Regions from separate parts of the Homo sapiens genome. Here region 1 is linked to region 2. The links are chromatin contacts, found by Hi-C or POLR2A ChIA-PET in ENCODE. All regions are on one chromosome and are shown on one strand. The core of a region is the stretch at or near the end of the contact, and the rest is flanking DNA. Distances in the headings are between cores, read along the strand shown. Region 1 overlaps AFF1 (ALF transcription elongation factor 1). Region 2 overlaps AFF1 (ALF transcription elongation factor 1).

Region 1 (7,050 bases), core at 1,056-3,555, 34 kb before region 2:
GGAACTTGTGAAAAAATTTTTTCCTATTAAATAATCTGAACATTCTTACAAAATGTTTTTTAAAAATAACTTTGTTTCTTTGTCATAGAAGGATTCATATTTTTACATTCTGTCAACAAATATTTGAACACCCATTAGATATAAAGGGAGCTAATAGGAAAGAAAGACACAGGCACAGTAAATTTATTATGACATAGCATAAAAATCCAAAGTGTAATCAGTATGAGCAAGGTAATACGGAACTCTTCATAATACATTGCTGGCATAGTCCCCTTGTTCACTTTATGATGAAAACTATTCTAAATGCTTTATAGGTGCTAACTCATTTCATATTCACGATGATCCCATGTGGTAGGGTACTGTTACCATCCTGTTTTACTGAGAGATTTAGAGGTACAGAGAGATTGGTTGTCCAAGCTTCTGGAGGCTTTTGCCAGTGGATCTGAAATCCAGACTCAAGTAGTCTGGTTCCAGAGTCCACAGTCTTAACCACAACACCTACATTATATTGCCTTTCAAAATTAGAAGCTGTACATTTTTTTTTTAAGAGTTGACTTTTGAAGCACTTTGCACTCTGGTGAAAGGTACATCCAGGCTAAAGGCTTAGGAAGAGAAAAGACATAGAAGCAAGACACGGAGGGAAATCTAGTGGGAGTGGCAGGGCCTGTGGCTCCAGGAGGTTGGGCATGGGCAGAGGAGAGCAGTGGGGAGATGGGCCTGGTGGCAAGATAGGGCCAGCTTTTGAAATTCTTTAGTTATTTATTGAGTAATTTAGATAAAAACAAGAATCATTAATAAAAGGCGGAGAATTATTTTGGCTTCATGGCAGGTGGTACAGCTTGGGCTTATAATTCTGTAAGACTTTGGGCAAGGAACCTAACCTTCCTGTGTTACCAGTTTATTCGTCTGTAAGTAAAGTGGGTCTAATATACTGAGGTAATCTTTGAATTACTTAAGACAGTGCCTTGTGCATAGTATGAGTTCCATACTCCTACTATGGAACTCTTGGTAGTGGTAGAAGTGAAATTTGAACTGGGCCTTAAGAAAAAGAATTTGGACAGAGGGTTATCAAAATGGGGAATTAGTGATGTTGGGGAGTTAGGAAGACTGATCGTATTGTTTATTGAAATGTACTTTAGAAATGAAGTTGGAATTAGATCAAGTGGACCATTAATTCCCAGTTAAGAGTTCTAAGTGAATAAAGCCCCTAAGACTTGATTTTAAAGTATTAAAAATAAGTAAACAAATGAAAAGCCTAGTGAAAGAAAGTATTTCCTTAGGGGTTATCAAGCTTTTAAGAATGGGTTTGCCATGGTGTTAAACCCCCACCGCTGTCTTCAACATCCCCCCGCCCACCATCCCCACCCCTGCCTGATGGCTTAGTTGCTCTGTGAGCTCACTCCTGAACAGCAGCATTCCCGTGGCTTGGCAATCTCTGGTGTAAACAGTTCACTTTATAAAAATGTACGCACTCTAAAATCTTGTAGTGCCCTTTCCCCTTTAATTTCCAAAGCACTTATTTGTTTCTCTCTTGATTATCACAGTAACCTTGTGAGTTAAGTATGGCAGTTGGCAGGAGTCACCATTTTACATGCCGTGGAACTGAGTCTCTAAATTTAATTTAAGCTAGTAAATGGCAGAGATGGAGACATGAAACCTGGACCCTGGCTCCTAGTTCCAGCGCTCCATCTGCCACAAAACATGGTTTCTGTGGAGTAATGATGGCTTATGTACACTTTTATTTAAAGTGTGCTGTTTTTCCACATGGCCTTGCTTTCATGTTGGCATCTGATGAGTCATGCAAATATAGGGTGGCACGGGTGATTCAAATGACAGGATGAGTAAAACTCAGTTTTGGTCTTCGTGGCCATGTGGCTTGCACTGAGACCTTTAACTTTGCTTCCTACCTTTCAGAGAAGGAAGCACCAGGTATGAATTCTCTCAGTTCTTTCTACCTACAGTGCCACCCCCGCCCCCAAATCATAGCAGCCACCATTTGTCTCTTTCTGTTTAATCTCACAGAAGGAGGTGTTCTCAACTCCCCCACTCTCAACCTTTGGTTAGCTTAAACCTTTCCCTTATTACTCAGCTCTTTCATGATAGTCTATAGTTACATTTAGGCCTTTCCCAACTGAAAGAGCAAAACAAACCCTTCTTCACTCTTGTGTCTTCTCTAATTACTACTTTCTTGTTCCCTCCACAGCAAAAGCTCTGGAGACAGAAGTAGGTAAACACTGTTCCTGCTTCCTCTCCTCCCCTCCCCTCTACTTGCAACCCATTGCAGCCTGCTCTGTGCCTTCACGCCACTGCCTCTGCCGGCAGGAGCCACTAGTGGACTGTATTGGATGAATTCGAGGAATGCTCTTTAAGGCCTTATCCTACTTGACATCTCTGTAGCATTTGACACTTGACCACCATCACCTTAAACACTCTCCTCCCCTGTTGTCTGGGTTTTCTTCTACCTTTTTGTACGTGCCTTAATCTCCTTTGGAGGCTGCTGTTCCCACTCCTCCTCCAGGGCTCTGTCCTCAACCATCTTTTCTCATTCTGCAGCCTTTCCCTGGTGACCTCATTTGCACTTAAGATTCAACTGCCGTTGCTCACGAACACCAGAGTGATTTTCTAGCCTAAAACTCTTAAAACGTATTTTGAGATCTAGGTTCTGTTATCCACCTGCCCACTGGACTTTTCTAGTAGGTGTTGCACAGGCATCTTAATTGAACCTGTCTAAAATGGATTTTTTTGTGCCCCCCTCTCCCTGTATCACTTCACACACAGAATGTTCTCCTTCCTCCTGGTCATCAGTTCTCAATTCCTTTCTGTCATATACTCCATTGTTTTGAAAGCAGCTTGATCCTATGGAGATTACTTTATAAACATTCATAGCTTCTCCTTTTCTCTGTCCCTCATTTAGTATGGATTTTTACCGTCTTTCTTGAACTGTTACAACTTCTTTCTAACCTCTCATCTTGCTGTTTTCCTGCTTCTCAGTATGCCACATTATTTCACATGAGTGATTTGATTAAGTGAAAATCAGATCAAGTCGTACTTTTTCAAGATCCTTCAGTACCTCTCCATCACCTTCAGGACAGAAAGCCAGATGTGTCCATTTGTCTTCTTGCCTCTTACCTGTCTCTGCAGCCTTGAGTTCTGGCCCTGCTGCTGGTACTGCCTTGTTCCACTGCAGCCCCCAGACCCTTATAGATGACTTTCTGCTGTGCACCCCGCTGCCCAGGCCCGAGTTTCAGCACTTCTCCCTTGGTATCATCCTGCTGCTTTTTCTCCAGGTGGTAAACATTTTGAGGGCAGAAGTCAATTGTGTCTCATATGCTTGTTTGTCCTTTGTGTTTAGCACAGGTGAGAACTGGAGCCAAATGGGAACTTTGCTACGCTGTGCTCAGCTTGAGGATTTCTTACCCAGCTCACTCTGGTCTGGAGTCTGAAAGATAATCTCTTAAATGCTTGGCTTAACAGAGGGGTGAAGTACTGGACTGAATTTCCTATTCAGGACACTTGACTGGGAAATGGGTGCAGTGTTCAATAATGTTTTTGAGAAATCATTTCACCATTTTCTACCTAAGTATTAAGTAATTTTTGGCATTCCTACATTAAAAATAAACAGCCTAATCCATTCATTAGGAATTTTTAGTTGAGTTCCAGCCTCATAATTACTGTACTTTTCAGAATTGAGCCTGGAGATTAATCAGATTGTTTTATGTGCTATAAAAGTTGGAAGTTTTATGCATCTGTCTCATATATAGGTGCTTTCTTTTGTATTAAATAAGACACTGGATTTCCTTTAGCATGTGTGTGTGTATATATACTTCTTAAAAGTAATGCATATAATAAAACTGCTGTTAATCTAGAAAAGGATTTGCAATTTTAAATATTTTGCTATTGAAGGAATCACTTTTTTGGGAATGAGTCATCCAAATGGGTAGGGCATACACTCTTCTAGACCACAACGGTATCATTAACTGGTATCCTAGTAACTTAAGAATTATTGGGCCAGGCACGGTGGCTGACGCCTGTAATCCCAGCATTTTGGGAGGCTGAGGCGGGTGGATCACCTGAGGTCAGGAGTTCGAGACCAGCCTAACCAACAAGGTGAAACCCCATCTCTACTAAAAATACAAAAATTAGCCAGGTATGGTGGCAGGCGCCTGTACTCCCGGCTTCTGGGGAGGCTGAGACAGGAGAATTGCTTGAACCTGGGAGGCGGAGGTTGCAGTGAGCCGAGATCACGCCACTGCACTCCAGCCTGGCGAGAGTGAGACTCTGTCTCAAAAAAAAAAAAAAAAAAAAAAAAAAAAAAAACACAAAAAAACAACAACAAAAAAACGGAATTATTGACCCTGAAATTGCCTGACTGGCAACCTGGGCTTAATTTTCTAGTAGATTAATGGTCTTGCACTAAAGGATAAAACCGGTACCGAGGTCTTTTATCTCCCTTATATTCGCTCAGGATTCTAGTGAACTAGTTGCTAAGACAAGGGAAAACACTGGTCTGTTGTTCTGAACCTAATTGAGTCTTTTATTATGTTATGACTCACCTGTAGTTCAGATTTATTTCATTCAAGTCATGTAAAATAACTACACTGTGGTTTGTTTTGCTTACTTGGTTCGTGTTTCTAGTGATCTGTCAGGCTGAGTATGCCCATCCGCTAAAGTATGCCCATGGCTTTGGCAGGAGCTTGTGCAGCAGAGAGGAGACCACAGCAGTAAAGGGAAGAGGCTGCCTCATTCCATGGCCCCTCCAGGCTGAGGACCTATTCAGAATCTCTGTATGGAAACTGAAGATATCCATAGTACCTTAAACTGGGCCATGTTTAGCACAACAGGAGATTCTTCTCTTAAAAATGAATGCATCTCTCAATCTCTTACTCCCTTGTTCTCCCACTTGTGAGAGAAGGAAGCATTAAAACCAACACTGGGGCGTGGCTGCCCACAGAGCGTCAGAGACTGTTATATTAATTTAGTTGCCAACATCTAAAAATTAGTACCTTCACATTGAAATCTGGATTTTATTTTTTGTGTTAAAAATGGGAAGAATTGGCAACATACAGTCTTACAGCGCAATCCTGTTAGGCAGGGTGCATGTGCTGTCTTGTCCCAGACCTAACTAGGCCCTTGATATCACCTGCTTGATCCCTGTAACTGTTAATGTTCTCTCCGTCAATTCAAGCATTTCTTTATCTGTATGATTATTCCTCACTTTGAGCAGACCCAAGACATGAGAATCCAGACATGCAAAAGACCTATCTTTTCAGTAAGGTAATGTCATCATGAAATGTCCTTAAAAAAATGTGATTGATTTCTCAAACTTTTGAAAGGAATTAGGTAAAGTAGAATAAACTTTGCTTTTTTTGACCCTCTATCCAAACATAGAGATGTTTTCCTACAAGTCTTTAAATGTATGATTCAGGCATTCATTCATTCATTCATACGGAAAACAAAATACTAACAAGGTTAGTCTAATTAACTTTTTTCTTTTTAGACGGCTGTTCCCAAAACTGTGGAACATGGATTCTTATCCTCCTTGTTTTAGTTTTCCTGTATGAGTGATGAGAAAATGGATAATTATCTTAGTCTAGTGATGCTGCCATAACAAAAGACCTTAGACTGGGTAATTTATAAACAATAGACATTTATTTCTCGCAGTTTTAGAGATTGGGACGTCCAAGATCAAGGTGCTAACAGATTGAGTGTCTGATAAGGACTTGCTTTCTGCCTCCAAGATGGTGTATCTTGCTACGTCCTCATGTGGCAGAAGAGATGGAAGAGACTTGCTCCCTCAAACCCCTTTATACAGGCACTGATCCCATCCATGAGGGCAGCGAGCCCTCATGACCTAAGCACCTCCCGGTAGCCCTGCCTCTTAATATTATCACCTTGGGATTTAAGTCCAACATAGGAACTTTGGAGAGACACATTCAGACCACAGCAGGAGTTATCGATGCTTTTTTCAGCTGTAAAATATATGTTTTTTTTCCAAAAGAGTTTGAATTATAGCACTTAAATGGTGGTGCTGTTTACAATACCAAGTCCAATAGCATATCCTTTAATACCTTTTATTTTAAATTACTTATTTTTATAGCCAGTAATAGGAAGCCTGTTTTAAACATTCATCAGCATACAAAAGTTTGTTTCTTTCTTTTGATTTTAGCAATATTAATCACTTAGTTAGATAGAAAACTCATGTGTTCTGTAGGGTACAGGTGGGTACTTATTTATAACTAGTGGTGAATAAGTATATAATACAGCATGTTATTCATTGGATGGTAAAGACTGGATGTTGTTGGAAGGAAGGAAGATATATTTTAAGGTTTTGTTTTTGGAAATAATTAGATGAGGCTTTTAGGCATTATATATAGGTAGTGGTTAAAAGCATGGATTTGGGATTAAGGAAGACTTGGGTTTGAATCTTGTTTTTACCTTCTCGAGGCCGTTATAAGACAAGAAAACTACTTAACCTGTTCAAGTCTCAATTTCTTTTCTGTAAAATAGCAATGGTAGACAGTTCTTTGTAAGGAGATAGGTTTAAGTAAGAAAATGTATGTTAAACCTTTATATCGATGTCTGGCATATAGTAAGTATGTAATAGCTGCTGTATCTACATCATAATTATAGCAGTTATTTTAACGTTGTCTAAATGTATAAGCATAGTAGATTCACCTCTTTTTTTTTTTTTTTTTTTTTTTTTTTTGAGACAGAGTTTTGCTCTTGTTGCCCAGGCTGGAGTGCAATGGCATGATCTTGGCTCACTGCAACCTCCACCTCCCAGGTTCAAGCGATTCTCCTGCCTCAGCCTTCCCAAGTAGCTGGGATAATAAGCATGCACCACCAATCCTGGCTAATTTTGTATTTTTAGCAGGATGGGGTTTCTCCGTGTGGGTGAGGCTGTTCTCGAACTCCCAGCCTCAGGTGATCCGCCCACCTCGGCCTCCCAAAGTGCTGGGATTGCAGGCGTGAGCCACCGCGCCCGGCCAGATCCACCTCTTTACCTTGGCTTAGAATCTGAAATTGTGGAAGTTTTAATAGTTTTGAATA
Region 2 (6,662 bases), core at 1,970-4,469:
ATATTCAGGGTGTTAAATTCATTCACGTTCTATACCTTGATTGTCTTCTACAAACTGGCGTTTTTTAGTTTTTTATGTTGGAGAGCTTTAACTTTTCAACATAGCCCACTGAAATAGGAGTTGTTTTTTTTAAGTACATGAAATAACTTTTAAGATTGTACTTGCCATTTATGATCAATCCATTCTACATTAAGTTCAAAATGTTAAGTAGCAATGAATGTTCTATTTATAATTTACTTTTTCTTCCCTTTCCAAATATCTTTCCAGGAAATGACCCATTCATGGCCGCCTCCTTTGACAGCAATACATACGCCTAGTACAGCTGAGCCATCCAAGTTTCCTTTCCCTACAAAGGTAATTCCTTAAAAGTATGGCAGGCATTGCATCCACCTTAGTGAAAAGCGTAAGGCATTGCTGTGAGGCAGATTGATAAAGTATTACTTGTTCAAATCTTTGGAAATGAGGTTAAAATTATGATTAATTTAGCTTCTACAGTGCTTCAGAATGCTTTCAAACATTTATTCTGCAACTTAGAACATCCTAGATTTTCATAAAGCTTTATAATTTATAAAAAGCATTCAGGATTTTCCAATACGTTCTCTCATTTGAGGATCCTTACTTTAGAGATGGGAGAACAGAGGGGCAGGGAAATTGAGTGTGTGATTTCTCGTTCAGAATTAGATATATGCACATACATCTTACATATCTCACACTCCCTACATTTTCTTGAGTTTAATGTGATCAGTTACACTAGTGCTGGTTTAATAACAAGCAAATAAACTGCTGACTTGTGTGTTTCTGTTACAGTATTTATGAACAATGCGTTAAAACACTGCCATTCTCCTTTTTTTTAATTTATACTTTTGGATAACCTTCAAAATGTAGAAATAGCACCTTCAGATCTGTGTTTTGTTCAATCTGATATGCATGTTCATTGTTTTATATACATAATACATATATTGAGAGAGTGAGAGAGCTATTCCTTTCCATGATACTGTTGTGAAAAGTAGTTCTAGGCCAGGTATGGTGGCTCATGCCTGTATTCCCAGTACTTTGGGAGGCCGAGGTGGGTGGATCACTTGAGTCCAGGAGTTTAAGACCAGCCTGGGCAATGTGGCAAAACTTTGTCTCTCCAAAAAAATACAAAAACTAGCCAGGTGTGGTGGCATGCACCTGTAGTCCCAGCTACTTGGGAGGCTGAGGTGGGAGAATCACTTGAGCCCAGGAGGTTGAGGCTGCAGTGAGCTGTAATTAAGCCACTACACTCCAGCCTAGACAACGGTGAGACCCCGTCTCTCTACCACCAAAAAAAAAAAAAAAAAAAAAAAGGTTCTATCTACAAAAACTCAAATTTGCTACTTTATATATTTACTTATTTTCTAATAATTTTTAAAATGTAACTCATGGACCGGGCATGGTGGCTTATGCTTGTAATCCCAGGACTTTGGGAGGCTGAGGCGGGTGGATCACGAGGTCAGGAGATCAAGACCATCCTGGCCAACATGGTGAAACACCGTCTCTACTAAAAATACAAAAATTAGCTGGGTGTGGTGGCGGGCACCTGTAGTCCCAGCTACTGGAGAGGCTGAGGCAGAAGAATCGCTTGAACCTGGGAGGCAGAGGTTGCAGTGAGCCGAGATTGCACCACTGCACTCCAGCCTGGGGTAACAAAGCGAGACTCCGTCTCAAAAACAAAAAACAAAACAAAAAAAACAGTGACTCATTATTGCTTGTTTTAAATTAAAGCACTAAGCTCTGTAAAAATATCTTTGTGCAACAACAAAGGAAAAATAAACTCTAGGAAAGAAGAGAAGCAATGAAAGCTAAAATTAGGTTAATCAATATTTTCAACTTATGCATGAAAAAAGTTTGAATAGATGGATAGCTGCAAGTCATAATGAAATAATTATAGAATCTGTGATGGGTAGTATGGGTATTCTCTACACTGTTTCCATTTTTCTAGATATTTGAAAGTTTCATAAGACTATCCTTTTAATACTAAAAGCTCAACGGTTTTCTCTTTAACTTTATAAGCCTTAATCTTTTAATAATTAGATATTTTTATTTTCTTTCTAGGACTCTCAGCATGTCAGTTCTGTAACCCAAAACCAAAGTAAGTAAATTTGAAACTGCTTATTGGATTGGAGAACAAAGCATAGCTTTTACTGTTTAACGTAAAAACATTAGTAAAAAATGCCCCAGCAGAGATGAGGCCTTCCTATGTTGAAAGAATAGGAAAGGAGAACAAATATAAAACTATTCTTTATGTGGGATTTAAAATTGTTGACCAGGCGCAGTGGCTCATGCCTGTAATCCCAGCACTTTGGGAGTCCAAGGCAGTTGGATCGCTTGAGCCTAGGAGTTGAAGACCAGCCTGGGCAACATGGTGAAACCCTGTCTCTACAAAATTAGAAAAATTAGCTGGGCTTGGAGTCATGTGCCTGTGGTCCCAGCTACTTGGGAGGCTGAGGTGGGAGGATCACTTGAGCCTAGGAAGTAGAGGTTGCAGTGAGCCAAGATTGTGGCACTGCACTCCAGCCTGGGAGACAGCACAGATCCTGTCTCAAACAAACAAAAACCAAAATAAGATTGTTGCAAAGAGTTAATAAAGATGTTTTAGTGAAATACTAAACAAATGCAGTGTGGTATTACTGACACATAGTAGCTGTACCAAATGTGACTCTCACAGCTAGGAATTGTATACAACAGTAGATTGGAGTGTGTCATTCTTGTGTTTTAAAAAACAAAACTAAGAAATTTTTATAAGGAATATGACATACAGTTTGTCTAGCCCCACTATATTTGTTTGCCATGTAATTCTTTTTCAGCCTGAGGGTTAAATCTGCCCTGCAGCTAGTTTTTGTAAATAAAGTTTTATTGGGACATAGCTGCACCCATTTATCTAGTATTCTACAAAGTATAGCACAAAAAACCTAAAATATTTATTGTCTGGCCTCTGTAGATAAAATTTGCTGTTCCCTGCTGTAGAGATACTGAATAAGATCTTGCAAAGAAGTCATAACTAAAATTTCCCCAAAATGCAGATAAATAAACCCGACTATATTGCTACAGTATTGTATGAGTAGCTAGGTAAAATTAACTGAAATGGATGGCTGCTTGGGAAGATTGGGAAATCTTTTTTCTCCACATCTTGGCAGCTAGCCCAGACCAGTGGAGTGTGCACAGGTCTGAAGGCAGAACACCAGCTCAGCCGTGGGTGGGGTTGCTATGCACCACTCTGCCCCCACCTTCGGTCTGCTTGGGTTGCTGGTCATGCAGGTGGCATGTCTTTCACGGGGTTGCTCATGGTTTGTTTTATTGCTAACTCATGGTTTAGAAAGAACCTTTAGTCCATTAAACCATTTGATTTCCCCTTTTAGCAAAATATAGTTGAAGATGAACTGATAAGCACTTTCTTGGCCAGGGATGGATCATCCTCTTGCCCTATGCAGTAATGTGGGTCAATTCCTTGTTACTCTGATGAGAAATTGTCCAACATTGGTGGGTCTCCTGGAGGTCCTGGCTCACCAGCTGCTTACCCCCACATCTTTTATGCTGCTGTCACTTTATTCTGCTATTCCGGCAGCCTTATTTATCTTTGTGAGAATGTGACCTGAAAAAGAGGGATCTAGTTTGTTGCATGTAGGATGAAGAGGATGGTGGGGTATGGATGGATATAGCTTTCAGTGAAGAGAAGACAAACATTTCTTAAAGTATGCCCAGCAAGTCAACTCTGATTTCTTCAACACTTGATCTTATGGTACTGGTACATAGGTTTTAGAGTCTCTGGAGAGGGGAGGTAGGGGGATTTTACTTGGATGCCCTAGTGTTATATGTCCACAATTGCAAAACCCAGACCCTGTGGAATTTAGAACCCAGGCAAGATGATCGTGTGGAGTCCCTGTGAATGGTCTGAAGAGGAGGGGCCTCTGCCCCTCTCGTTTGGAGTCTTGGTCCTAGCTTTCTAGACAGAGGGGAGGCCATTTGAAAATATCATATAAGAGCTGCTGCCACCATGAGGGCAAAGTGACTAATTGCAAATATGCAAGGGTCTCCACATGACATTTGTGGGAAATGTCATTCAGCCCTGCCTAAAAGGTACCCATGTTTCTTTTTCACTTCCAATTCTGTTTCAGGTCCCTATTACCTCATGTCTAGACAAATGCAGCTGCCTCCACACGTAACATTTCCTGCTCCCTTCTAAGTTATGCCAGGTAGCACTACCAGAGTAATCCTTCTGAGGAATCACTGTGTCATGTTCCTGTTTAGATCATTGATGTGTCTCATAGCCCAGCAAATACAGTCATAACTTCCCATCCTGGCCTTCAGAGCCCTCTGAAATCTGCTTCCGCCTGTTTCAGTGCTGTCCAGCACAGATTCTGCACCTCAGCCCTGCCCTTTCCAAACTCAGACCCTCTTCTTCTTGTTTGTTCCCACTGTCCTCTCTCTCTTGCCAGCATCACTCTGCCAGAATCTTGGCTGTCCTTTGTGATACAATTCATTTTGTTCTTTCTTTAATTTGCTGCCTTTGGTATTACCAAGAGAGCAACCATTCTGTGATTTCCCAGGGCAGTTAATTTATGTATTGACTTGTGTACTTAATCTCACAGTGCCTTGGATTATAGATATTTATGGACCCGTTTCATGTCCCTCAGTCAACAGTGAGCTCTCTGAGGACAGGGCCAAATGCCTTAAACATGTTGGTATCTATGAGGTAGTCTATAAATAGCTGCTGAATGAATGAATTGCAGGTGGGGAGTTGAATAATGAAGGGACAGGTGGGATGGAGAGCACCTAGGACAGAGCTGTCTAAAGAGAGTGATAACAAATCACTAATATCTTTGTAAAGTCACATGGGACCCAGGGCGCTGGGAGCATAGCCCTGGCAGAGTGCTTCCATGTGGGCCTCCACCCCTGTCAAGGACAGGGAGGTCTTCCAACAGGTAGGTAAGTTCCTGGCGTCATAGGTAGGGTATGCTGCAAGCAATGATTTTCAGTGTTTTTGGCCTATTGAGAGGTTTTTGATTCTGAACCAAGCATTCTCTCTAGAAGTAACATAAATGTCATCTTATAATGCTAAGATTGTACCAAGTGCAGTGTGTTTAGGTAAAAACTGGGGACCGACATAAAAGAACTCACAACTAAGGATCTTGTAAATATGTGTCATTGTGCTGCTTTGATGTTTCTCTCCCCCACAGAACAATATGATACATCTTCAAAAACTCACTCAAATTCTCAGCAAGGAACGTCATCGTAAGTGAAATGCTTTTTGTGTATTAAAATTTTGTAGTATGAAATTGTAATGTCTCATGTCAATGCATTGCTTAGATTTTTCTGCCTTTATGTAATGACATTAATAAGACTGCTGCATTCTAAAGGGAAGAAAGGGCCCACATTAATTTTTTTTGCTTGTTTGTTTGAGATGGGGTCTTAACTCTGTTGCCCAGGTGGGAGTGCAGTGGCATGATCTCGGCTCACTGCAATCTCTGCCTCCCGGGCTCAAGCGATTCTCATGCGTCAGCCTCCTGAGTAGTTGGGACTACAGGTGCCCACCACCATGCCTGACTAATTTTTGTATTTTTAGTGTAGAGAGGGTTTCACCATATTGGCCAGGCTAGTCTCGAACTCCTGACCTCAAGTGATCCGCCTGCCTCAGCCTCCCAAAGTGTTGGGATTACAGGCGTAAGCCACTGCACCTGGCCTAATATTTGGATTAAGTCCCCCTGTTGAAGGTCTATGTACCATTGGAGAGTTTGGTAAAAGGTCTTCTTGAGGGGGAAAAAGGGTTTTTGAGCCATTATTTACATTTTAACTCTGGGAATAGAAGGCCTTTGCTTTTAAGATGTCATTCTTTAATAGCTTTAGCTGTTAGAAACAAGTTTTGGGGGATGTGCACAATTGAAGATTTTCCGCCCTTTTTTGGCCTAATTTACTAATAAAGAGCTAATCTTATTGCCCAGCTATTCTTTATTAAGGCCAGTAAGTCCAGAAATATTTTGGGTTATGGGAACGTTTTAGACTGCATATTAAAGATTTTTAAATTGGCATTTTGACCCAATTTGTCATTTCTTGATGGTATTGAACTCTTACTACTTTACTTTCATATGACAGGAGCTGGTCATAGGGACTAAGTGAGGAGGCCTTCCTCCAGTATCTGATCTGTCACTAACTCTGTGTTGCTAGTCTCAGGATTTCAGGTGGCCCAGGAGTTTAAGCTCCAACTTTCCTTTAGTTTTAGGCACAATATTTGTTCCATGTATTTTGGAAGGTGGGGATTGCTATGGATTATTTAAAAAACTATATATTGAGCTGGAGAGGTTATTTTATCTCCTCGCCATGACTAAATGTGGGTCTGGGTTAAGTGTTTGTTTCCCAAGTGCCAATTCCTTAATGTACTTTGTGAAATGAAGGGAAAAGGAACAAGAAGACGAGGTGTTTTTGTTTTTTTGGTCTGAAAGATGGGTTTTGTGCATGTGGTAAGAATGTATTTTATTTGTGATACTGGTAGATGATGAGGTTTTTGTTTTTGTTGTTTTTAATGCCTTTTGCTGGGAAAGTAAAATGTTACCTTTTGTTATTCCCTTTTTTTTTTTTTTTTTTTTTTGGAGACAGGGTCTTGCTCTGTCACCCAGGCTGGAGTACAGAGGACTACAGACTACAGG

Evidence for each region. A loop is a pair of places that touch in the nucleus more often than their neighbours do. ChIA-PET counts read pairs that join two places held with the same protein, here RNA polymerase II (POLR2A). Pooled maps may share reads with other maps.
Region 1: a loop to region 2 is called in a map of PC-3, with 4 times the contacts of the local background. The contact joins two enhancer-like sites. A Hi-C loop is called at or near these places in 8 of 168 maps with a recorded cell type or tissue (B cell, Caco-2, K562 and 5 more), 3 of 37 single-sample maps with no recorded cell type and 19 of 50 pooled maps. POLR2A ChIA-PET finds 5 or more read pairs at or near these places in 6 of 52 experiments (GM12878, MCF 10A, OCI-LY7 and 3 more).

Annotation. Positions count from the first base shown.
Region 1 is chr4:87,056,551-87,063,600 of GRCh38, forward strand. The region is part of intron 4 of AFF1 (ALF transcription elongation factor 1); the gene reads left to right. Among named protein-coding and RNA genes, the nearest start is that of AFF1, 130 kb to the left of the region's middle. RefSeq lists an enhancer at 2,183-2,272. Within about 2 kb of position 2,306, at least 10 of the 41 ENCODE cell types and tissues checked have a DNase peak (open chromatin) inside an H3K27ac peak, as active enhancers do; they include PC-3 and gastrocnemius medialis, where a contact is called at or near this core.
Region 2 is chr4:87,089,717-87,096,378 of GRCh38, forward strand. It overlaps AFF1 (ALF transcription elongation factor 1), which reads left to right. Exons shown (of 21, transcript NM_001166693.3): 6 at 268-354; 7 at 2,077-2,113; 8 at 5,199-5,253. Among named protein-coding and RNA genes, the nearest start is that of KLHL8, 130 kb to the right of the region's middle. Within about 2 kb of position 3,220, at least 23 of the 41 ENCODE cell types and tissues checked have a DNase peak (open chromatin) inside an H3K27ac peak, as active enhancers do; they include PC-3 and gastrocnemius medialis, where a contact is called at or near this core.